3 separate regions of the Homo sapiens genome follow, and all the other regions are linked to region 2. A link is a contact called in ENCODE Hi-C or POLR2A ChIA-PET data. All regions are on one chromosome and are shown on one strand. Each heading gives the region's core, a stretch centred on a gene start or an enhancer-like site at or near the end of the contact. The rest is flanking DNA. Distances are from core to core; before and after follow the strand shown.

Region 1 (2,700 bases), core at 180-2,679, 370 kb before region 2:
GAGTTGGGTGAACCGGGGTCCCCATAGCGGGTAACTTGGGATGGTGGGTACTTGGCCAGCCAGGCATCCAGCTCAGTGGCAGGCGTTGTGCGGGCATCAAACACTAGCCAGGGGTCCATGTCAGCTGCCATGGCCTCTGCAGCCAGGTGCTCGGCGGTGAAGCCATCCTCACGGCCACCTGGAGAGCCCTCCTCTTCCAGCTCCTCACCTGGTTCCATCCTGCTGTGAGGGAACCGAGTCAGGGCAGGGTCTGAGACAATAACTACAGATGCCAGGCACTGGATTAAACTGTGGCCTTGAGTAAGAGTTACTGTCGATGCGCCTCAGTTGCCTCATCTTTACAATGGGATAACAACTGTTCCTGTCCCGTAGATCTGCTATGAAAATTAGATGCCTGAGGAGTCAGCGCTCCAGAAGGGTTGCTGCAGTTATTACTATTCTCCTTGACTTACAGAAAAGGAAACTGAGGCTGAGAAAAAGGACTTGCCCAAGGTCACACCTGCAGTGCGTGGCAGGGCCGAAGGGTGAATCCAGGCGTGGGAGCAACCAGCCCCAGCTACACCTCCCGGCCCTGCCAAGGCCCCCTTTTCCTGGCAGGTATCCGGTGCGCTGGCATTTAATAGAGGAACGCAAAGAAGCGCACGTTCGCGCAGCTCCCGAGGCCGGCTCTGTAAGGCCAGGCCTCCCAGGCAGGCGTTATCGGGCCCACTTACAGACGAGGACGCTGAAGTCCAGAGAGGTTACAGGCCGTTCCGAGGCCAATGGGGCGGTTCCCAGACTCGAACCAGGGCTTGTTAGAGCCTGCAGGAGAGCCAGGCTCCGGCCGTGCCGCGCCCGCCGCCATTAACGCCCACGGGCCCGAGCTGTGCTCCCGCCCCGGCCCTGCCCTGCCCCTCCCGCCGCCCGCAGTCACCTCCGGCCTTCGCTGCGTTCGACGCCGGCCCAGCCCCGGGCCCGGCTCCGCTCCTGCCGTGGCTCCGCGCCACCGCCACCGCGCCCCACCCCCGCCACGGCCGCCGCCGCCGCCGCCGCCATCTTAGCGCCGCGCCACCTCAACAACAACTTTATAGACAGGCGCAGCCACAGGGCGGAGCCGCGGGCCTCAGCGGCCGCAGCGGCCGCGCTGTGGGGCGGGGCCGGCAGGGGAAGGGGCGGGGCCGACGGGGAGGTGCTGACTCGGGGGCGGGGCCATCGCGGGAACCCCGGGAGGGGCGGGCCGCGGGGGGCGGGGCCAACGTTCGCTCTTCTGGCCTTGGGGGCGGGCGGGAGCGGCGGTCCAGACTGGGGAGGGACGCGCACCGGCCAGGAGGCTTCAAGAGGAGGGCACTAGGGCCCTGCGAGCGGCGTCTTAACCGGCGGCGCTAGGACTCCGCGGGAAACGGCGGGGGCGGAGCGGGCGGCACCAGGACCCAGGGGAACCGCGACGGGCGGGCGGCGAGCAGGCCCGGGAGCCGGGAGGCTGCGGGCGGCGGCGCTGGACCCGACGCGGCGAGAGAGGCCCCGAGATGCCGAGCAAGAAGAAGAAGTACAACGCGCGGTTCCCGCCGGTGAGCACGTGGCAGAGCCCGGCAGGAGTGGGCCCGGCTCCCGGGTGGCTTGGGCCCAGTTCCCGCTGGGCAGGCGGGCGCGCCGCGGTGTTCGGGGGCCTGGACGCCCCGCCCCCTCCATGCCCTCCCCGCGTCCGTGTCCCCCGCCCCCTTTCTCCGGGGATGCCCCTTCCTCCCCCAGCACCCCCTTAGGGGACGGTGGCGACGGGGTCTGAACTCTGCTCCCCCACCCGCAGGCGCGGATCAAGAAGATCATGCAGACGGACGAAGAGATTGGGAAGGTGGCGGCGGCGGTGCCTGTCATCATCTGTATCCTGCCGGGGGCGGACCGGGTCGAGGGGCGTGGGGGAGGGAGGCAGCGGGTCGCCCTCTCCTGCCCCGGAGTTCTCCTTGACGCTCCTCAGCCCGGGCGCTCGAGCTCTTCCTAGAGTCGCTGTTGAAGAAGGCCTGCCAGGTGACCCAGTCGCGGAACGCGAAGACCATGACCACATCCCACCTGTGAGCGGCGAGGAGCCGGGAGGGGCCGGCGGGTTTGGCGCGGGGAGTTCACACACTGAGGAAGGCAGAGCCTGGGTGGCGAGGGAGGTGGGCGGCAGCCGGGACACCAGCAAGGCCACAGACTGGCAGAGGAGAGGCTGGGCTTCCAGGCAGAGGGAGCCACCTGAGTAAAGCAGGGCAGGCCCGGGAGCGGAGATCGGCCCGGGCTCCAGCCTGACATCTGGGGCCCCTTGCTGCCACCCACTGCGGGTTTGGGTGTCTGGGCCCCTCTTGAGTGCCAGCCCCTCCTCACCTCTTCCAGGAAGCAGTGCATCGAGCTGGAGCAGCAGTTTGACTTCTTGAAGGACCTGGTGGCATCTGTTCCCGACATGCAGGGGGACGGGGAAGACAACCACATGGATGGGGACAAGGGCGCCCGCAGGTGGGGCCAGGGCCTGGCATACAGTGGGGAAGGCCAAGGCCACAGGGCTTGGGGGTGGCCAAGGAGTAGGGAGCACTCCGGGCAGATGGACTGTACCTTCCCAAAGGGGCCGGAAGCCAGGCAGCGGCGGCCGGAAGAACGGTGGGATGGGAACGAAAAGCAAGGACAAGAAGCTGTCCGGGACAGACTCGGAGCAGGAGGTGAGTGAGGCCCCAGCCCTTCGCCCTGCCCTTG
Region 2 (2,700 bases), core at 165-2,664:
GAGGAGAGAAGGGGGTTGAGGTCTGGGGGCCAGACTCGGGCAGAATGAGGAAGGCCCACCAGCTCCCTTGGTAGGAAGCTCACCTGGTGTGTGTAGGGGAAGACCAGCAGCCCTAGCTTCTTGGCCACGTAGGCTGTGTCCACAGCAAAAAAATACTTGAGTTTGCTCACAGACACAAAACGGTGCAGCTGGGAGGGGAGAGAGGAAGCTGTGGGCAAGCCGCACCCCAGGCCTCAGGGTGCCCCTCTGTGTGCTCCATCCCTGAGGGCACTGTGAGGAATCGGGTGGAATCCCATGATGCCCCAGCCCTAGCCAAAAATTCTGCCACCCGTGCCCCGGGGGCAGGCCACACCTCCTTGTGCACCATGTCCTTCCCATGGGATGCGATGGAGCTGCCATAGGCCATAGCCACATTGGCCATTGGGTCCCCAAGCAAGTGGTTGACACTGAAGGCCACGTCTGCTCCTGTGGCTGGGTATCCCCCGGGCTGGCTGGAATAACCACCGCTTGTGTCATCGAAGAGGGGAGGGGGATCCGGGGCTGCCCGGGCCCTGTGCTTGGAGCCTGTGGGTTTGGAGGTATCAGAGTAGATGACAGAAATACCAAGCATGAGCCCAAACCACCGCCCCTTCCCTGGCTGGACAGCCCTGCACGGGTCCTGGAGGCACCGATCAGTGAGGGGACCCCAAGCTGGGTGAGGGGGAGCTAACTGAGAAAAAACTGTGATGAGGGATCCTTTGCGAGAAATCCGTTGCTAAATGTAGGCAAAGAAAGAGCTGAGGCAGCGCCTAGAACTGGTTGCCCACTTGGGGTTTCTGAAGGCCTCTCACTGGAAGTGACCTCTGAACTGAGCCACAGTGAGTAGAAGTGTGCTAGGTGAAAATAACTGGGAGGGCATCCTTCCGTGAACAAAGCTGGGAGAGGCGACAGCTGGCTACCTGGAGGCCCTGGACAGTGATCAGGGACCTCATCAGGTTCACAACAGTCAAAGGAGTTTCTGGAGGAGGAGGCGGACCCCGTTTTTGCCCGACTCCGGCATGGGATTCCCAGGACTGGGCCGAGAGGGCGAAGTCCGGGACGTGTTGGAGTGTTACGAGGGGCAGGAACCCGAGTGACACCCCCGCCCTGGGCGGCGGTCCCAGTCGCTATCTCCCTCGGGGTGAGCGGGCCACGCCGCCGACTCTCCCCCCGCCGGCCGCGCCGCGCCCCGCCCGCGCCCCACGCACCGTGGGCTCCGTAGCCCGAGTGATAAGCCATGGCCGCGACGCTCGCTGTCCCCGAGGGCCCGCTGCGCCGCCTCGTGGGTACGAATACTAATGAGGCAGCTGCTCCGCGCCCAGGGTACCGACCGAGGCCACCCGGCCGCGCGACACGTCCCCCACCCCGCCGGTCTCGGCCACCATGTCCGTGGCGTCATCCCCCGCGCCTGCCATTGGCTCTTCGGCGGCGCCGGCTCGCCCCTCCCCTCTCCCAATTGGCCACTGACGAGCTCTGGCCTGAGCGGATTCGGCAGAAGGCAACATCCGGGTGAGGGACAGGCGGAGCGACTTGCGGTGCCTGGGATTGGATCACGGGCTTGCCAGTTCACGGTGGGAACAGCCAATAGAAGAGTTAAGAAAGAAGGTGGGCGAGAATTATTTGCGCGCCTGCGCGGTGAGGCACTTGACGCACCCTGCCACGACTACACCAGGGAGTCGAGAGGTAACCTGCAGCCGGAGTCAGGAGCAAAGCTTCCTTGGTGGGACGTACTCCAGGAGGGAACGGGGCGGTCGAGTTCCAACCAAGCCCTGCCCTTCGGGGCGCCTGTTTCTCCCTCTCTGGGCTTGTTTTCCTCCCCCGTCACCTACACTTCACCCAATCTTGGAACGGAGCCCCGGCAGACCCGGAGGTGGTGGTGGGAGGCCGGACCTATCAGTGACAGAGCTGCCAAGCAAGCCCCAGGATGCTGACTCCACCCGCCTCCCACTCCTCTTCTCCGCGCGGGTGCTGTCCGTCGTCCGGTGCTGAAAATGTCCTCCCGCCTCAGCCGCCATCCTGTAGACTCCCGGGGGCCTGCGTATGGGAAGATTTGGGGTCTCGAACCACACGCTCCTAGCGAGCGCGTGGCCGCACGCACACATACACGCATACTGCAAAACTGGGGCCCAGAGGATCCGAAGTCTGAGAGATTGGGTGGTATAGGTGGGGCAGGATCCTGCCCCGGGCCTGTCCCATAGACTCTCCCGTAGTCCAGCAGATTTGGGGGCAGAGGTGTGCTGATTTGCGTCCTGAAGCTGCAGCCTAAACTCCTGAGTCATCGCCGGGCCTGTGGTCTTCTTGAAGTGAGGCCCCTAAGCCTCACTTGTAGTCCCGGGGGTTCCTTTCTCTCCACCCAGGTTCTGATCACTCCCAACCCCGCGGAGACAGTCTTCAGGGGCCTCCCTCTCACAGACCTTCAGCCACCGCTTTCTAGAGAGCATGAGCAGGTTCTCTGCGACCTCTCTAATTAGCTACCAGGTATCCAGTTACACCAGATGACCTTCCTGCTCCCCAAACTCAGCCCACGTGGTCTGATTGCAGTGCCATTGCCCAGAGGTCCCCTCCACCTGGGATGCCCTTCCCCCTCATATCCACTTGTCCATAAGCCTAGTTATCTTTAAGAGTTAGTTCATCTCGTGCCTCTCAGAGGGACAAAGGGGACAGAGACCTGACCCGGTCAGG
Region 3 (2,700 bases), core at 1-2,500, 280 kb after region 2:
GAAACCCACTCCAGAGGGAAGGGAGAAGGGTGATGAGGCAGCGGCTGGCTCCTCAAGCTGAGGGCTCCTCAAGCTGAGGGCTCCTCACCTGGGACAGGGGATCCTCATTCAACAGGGAAATGACTGAGCTGAAAGTCTCGTTTCTGTTGTCTGGATGGTTTTGGGACAGAGAAGAAATCATGGCTGAGCCCTGAGTGAAGGCTGACTTGGGCTCCCCAGCACCTGGAACCTTGGTGTCCACTGGGCCACAGTCCTTCCGCAGCAGCACGTGTCTTCCGAGCTCATCCAGGACTTGGAAGCTGCAGAGCTGGAGGGAGAGGAAGAAGCTGCTCTGGGGGCCTGGATCTGGATCTGGGGAGCAAGATCTGGCCAAGATGGAGCTGGAGGCTCCTCAGATGAGAGCCACCCCTAAGGCAATCACCCCATCACAGTGGACAGTGAGGCACGGCCTGCACCGGGGCATCCTCCCCTTCATAGCATCTTGGTTTCCAGCCCTCGGGGCCTGGGAAGTGGCTCAAGGTGGGGCAGCAGCTACCTCAGATCCCTGCGTCTTGACCTGACCCGTCATCATCCAACTGCTGCTTTACTCGGCCTCGGGGCGGGGAACCCCAAGAGCCTCATCACTCACCAGGGTTTTCTTGGACACGGGGAGCCGGCACACCATGGGGTCGTTGCAGGGTGGCTCCTCCAGGGTGGCCTCCAGGGAGTACAGCGACCCCTGACCCGCCTGGAGAGAGGAGTAGGTGAGGCGGGCACAGTCGGCCCTTGACGGCGCCCAAGGCCCCGCCCGTGCGGCGCTGCCCATTCCCCATCACCAGAGATCGGTTCGTCCAGCGGGCAGGCCCCATCCCAATGTTAGGTCAAAGCTCCTATCCCTTGGACCCGGGCCTGGCGCCCCCGCCCCCGGCGCGTCCTCACCCGGCGGACGCGGCCGCGCACAAGGCCCAGCACGGCCCGCGTCCCCGCAGCCCGGCCGCGGTTGAACATCTCCAGCGCGAAGCGGGTGGGCGCCAGCAGCTCCGGGGACGGCGGCCCCCAGGCCTGAAAGCTGGCGGCTCGGGGCTGGGCGGGGGCGGCCACTGCGCCCGGGAGCAGCCCCAGCAGCGACAGGAGCTGCAGCCAGGGCGCCATGGCGAGGGCGAAGCCGGCGGCCCGGACCCAACAGACGCTCCACCGACCCACCGGGTACCGAGCCCGCGGCCAGCGGGGCCTGAGTCCTCCCTCCAGCGGGGCGACGGCACGCCGACCAATGGGCGCTGGTTTGCGGCGCCTGCGCGTTCTCTTGTTTACAGGAGGCACGTGGGGCGCGCAGGGTAGGGAGAGCGGGAGGCTGCTGGCCTGAGGCTAAAGCTAGTCACTGACCTCTATCACGTGCTTGTTATATGTTAGGCATGATATGCCAGCTCCTTTTATTCGGCGTAGCAATCTCTGAAGTAGGTGCTATCCCCATCGTACAGTGGAGGAAACGAGGCTTGGAGAGATTAAATGGCGTGGCCGGGCTCTGTGACTCAGCCCTGTAATCCCAGCACTTTAGGAGGCCAAAGCGGGTGGATCACCTGAGGTCAGGAGTTTGAGACCAGTCTGGCACACGTGGTGAAACCCTGTGTCTACTAAAAATACAAAAAAGAGCTGGGCGTGGTGGTGGGCGCCTGTAATCCCAGCTACTTGGGAGGCTGAGCCAGGAGAATCACTTGAACCCAGGAGGCAGAGGTTGCAGTGAGCTCAGATCGTGCCATTGCACTCCAGCCCAGGCGACAAGAGCAAAACTCCGTCTCAAAAAAGAGAGAGAGAGAAATATTAAGTGGCTTGCCAAATATCTGGTAAGGAATTGAGCTAAACTTAAATCCAGGCAGTTGGCTTCTGAGCCTGGGTTTGCAGCTTGATCGCCTCTTTCAGGCCCCTCTTCTCAACAGCGAGATGGCAGGTAATTTTTTGAGTGCTGGCAGCGTCTCAGGCTGTTGTGAGGTTCAAATGCAATCATGCAAGCATTCAGTAGCCACTAAGGCAGGGTGCACAGGGTTGAGACTGTCCCTTGAAGCATTCACCTGCTGTGTTCCAGGGTCTACCAAGGGAAAGCATGCACAGATGCATTACAGGAATAGTGCTGCGTTCTTGGAGCTCACAGTCTAGAGAGAAGAACGACAGATGGGCTGGGTGCAGTGTCTCACGCCTGTAATCCCAGCACTTTGGGAGGCCGAGGCGGGCAGATCACCTGAGCTCAGGAGTTCGAGACCAGTCTGGCCAACGAGGTGAAACCCCGTCACTACTAAAAATATTTTTAGGCCGGGCGCAGTGGCTCACGCCTGTAATCCCAGCACTTTGGGAGGCCAAGGTGGGCGGATCACGAGGTCAGGAGATGGAGACCATCCTGGACAACATGGTGAAACCCTGTCTCTACTAAAAATACAAAAAAATTAGCTGGGCATGGTGGCACGTGCCTGTAATCCCAGCTACTCAGGAGGCTGAGGCAGGAGAATCGCTTGAACCAGGGAGTCAGAGGTTGCAGTGAGCTGAGAGCGCACCATTGCACTCCAGCCTGGTAAGACAGTGAGACTCCATCTCAAAAAAAAAAAAAAATTGAAACTGCCTTTGCAAAATTATGACAGTAAGAGAAATCTGACATGGCTGACTGCATCTTGCTTTCTAGCCTCACAGGCTGGCTGTCTTCACTCATTCCTGGGCATGGGCCAAGGTAACTTT

The links. A loop is a pair of places that touch in the nucleus more often than their neighbours do. ChIA-PET counts read pairs that join two places held with the same protein, here RNA polymerase II (POLR2A). Pooled maps may share reads with other maps.
Region 1: a pooled map shows a loop between it and region 2 (10-fold over the local background). The contact joins the promoter of DRAP1 here to the promoter of YIF1A in region 2. A Hi-C loop is called at or near these places in 1 of 37 single-sample maps with no recorded cell type and 8 of 50 pooled maps. POLR2A ChIA-PET finds 5 or more read pairs at or near these places in 2 of 52 experiments (Panc1 and activated CD4-positive, alpha-beta T cell).
Region 3: a loop to region 2 is called in a pooled map, with 2.7 times the contacts of the local background. The contact joins the promoter of CTSF here to the promoter of YIF1A in region 2. A Hi-C loop is called at or near these places in 1 of 50 pooled maps. POLR2A ChIA-PET finds 5 or more read pairs at or near these places in 2 of 52 experiments (MCF 10A and PC-9).

Annotation. Positions count from the first base shown.
Region 1 is chr11:65,917,997-65,920,696 of GRCh38, forward strand. DRAP1 (DR1 associated protein 1) reads left to right here and starts at 1,430. Exons shown (of 7, transcript NM_006442.4): 1 at 1,430-1,547; 2 at 1,784-1,856; 3 at 1,952-2,045; 4 at 2,347-2,466; 5 at 2,573-2,666. The coding sequence starts at 1,506. C11orf68 (chromosome 11 open reading frame 68) reads right to left here and starts at 1,066. Exons shown (of 2, transcript NM_001135635.2): 1 at 914-1,066; 2 at 1-222. The coding sequence starts at 1,035. RefSeq lists enhancers at 183-1,102, 1,103-2,023 and a silencer at 820-1,889.
Region 2 is chr11:66,287,729-66,290,428 of GRCh38, forward strand. It overlaps YIF1A (Yip1 interacting factor homolog A, membrane trafficking protein), which reads right to left and starts at 1,415. Exons shown (of 8, transcript NM_020470.3): 1 at 1,227-1,415; 2 at 353-564; 3 at 84-188. The coding sequence starts at 1,257. RefSeq lists a silencer at 1,032-1,491 and enhancers at 1,430-1,724, 1,592-1,731.
Region 3 is chr11:66,567,356-66,570,055 of GRCh38, forward strand. It overlaps CTSF (cathepsin F), which reads right to left and starts at 1,251. Exons shown (of 13, transcript NM_003793.4): 1 at 919-1,251; 2 at 629-727; 3 at 89-307. The coding sequence starts at 1,131. RefSeq lists a silencer at 1,300-1,369.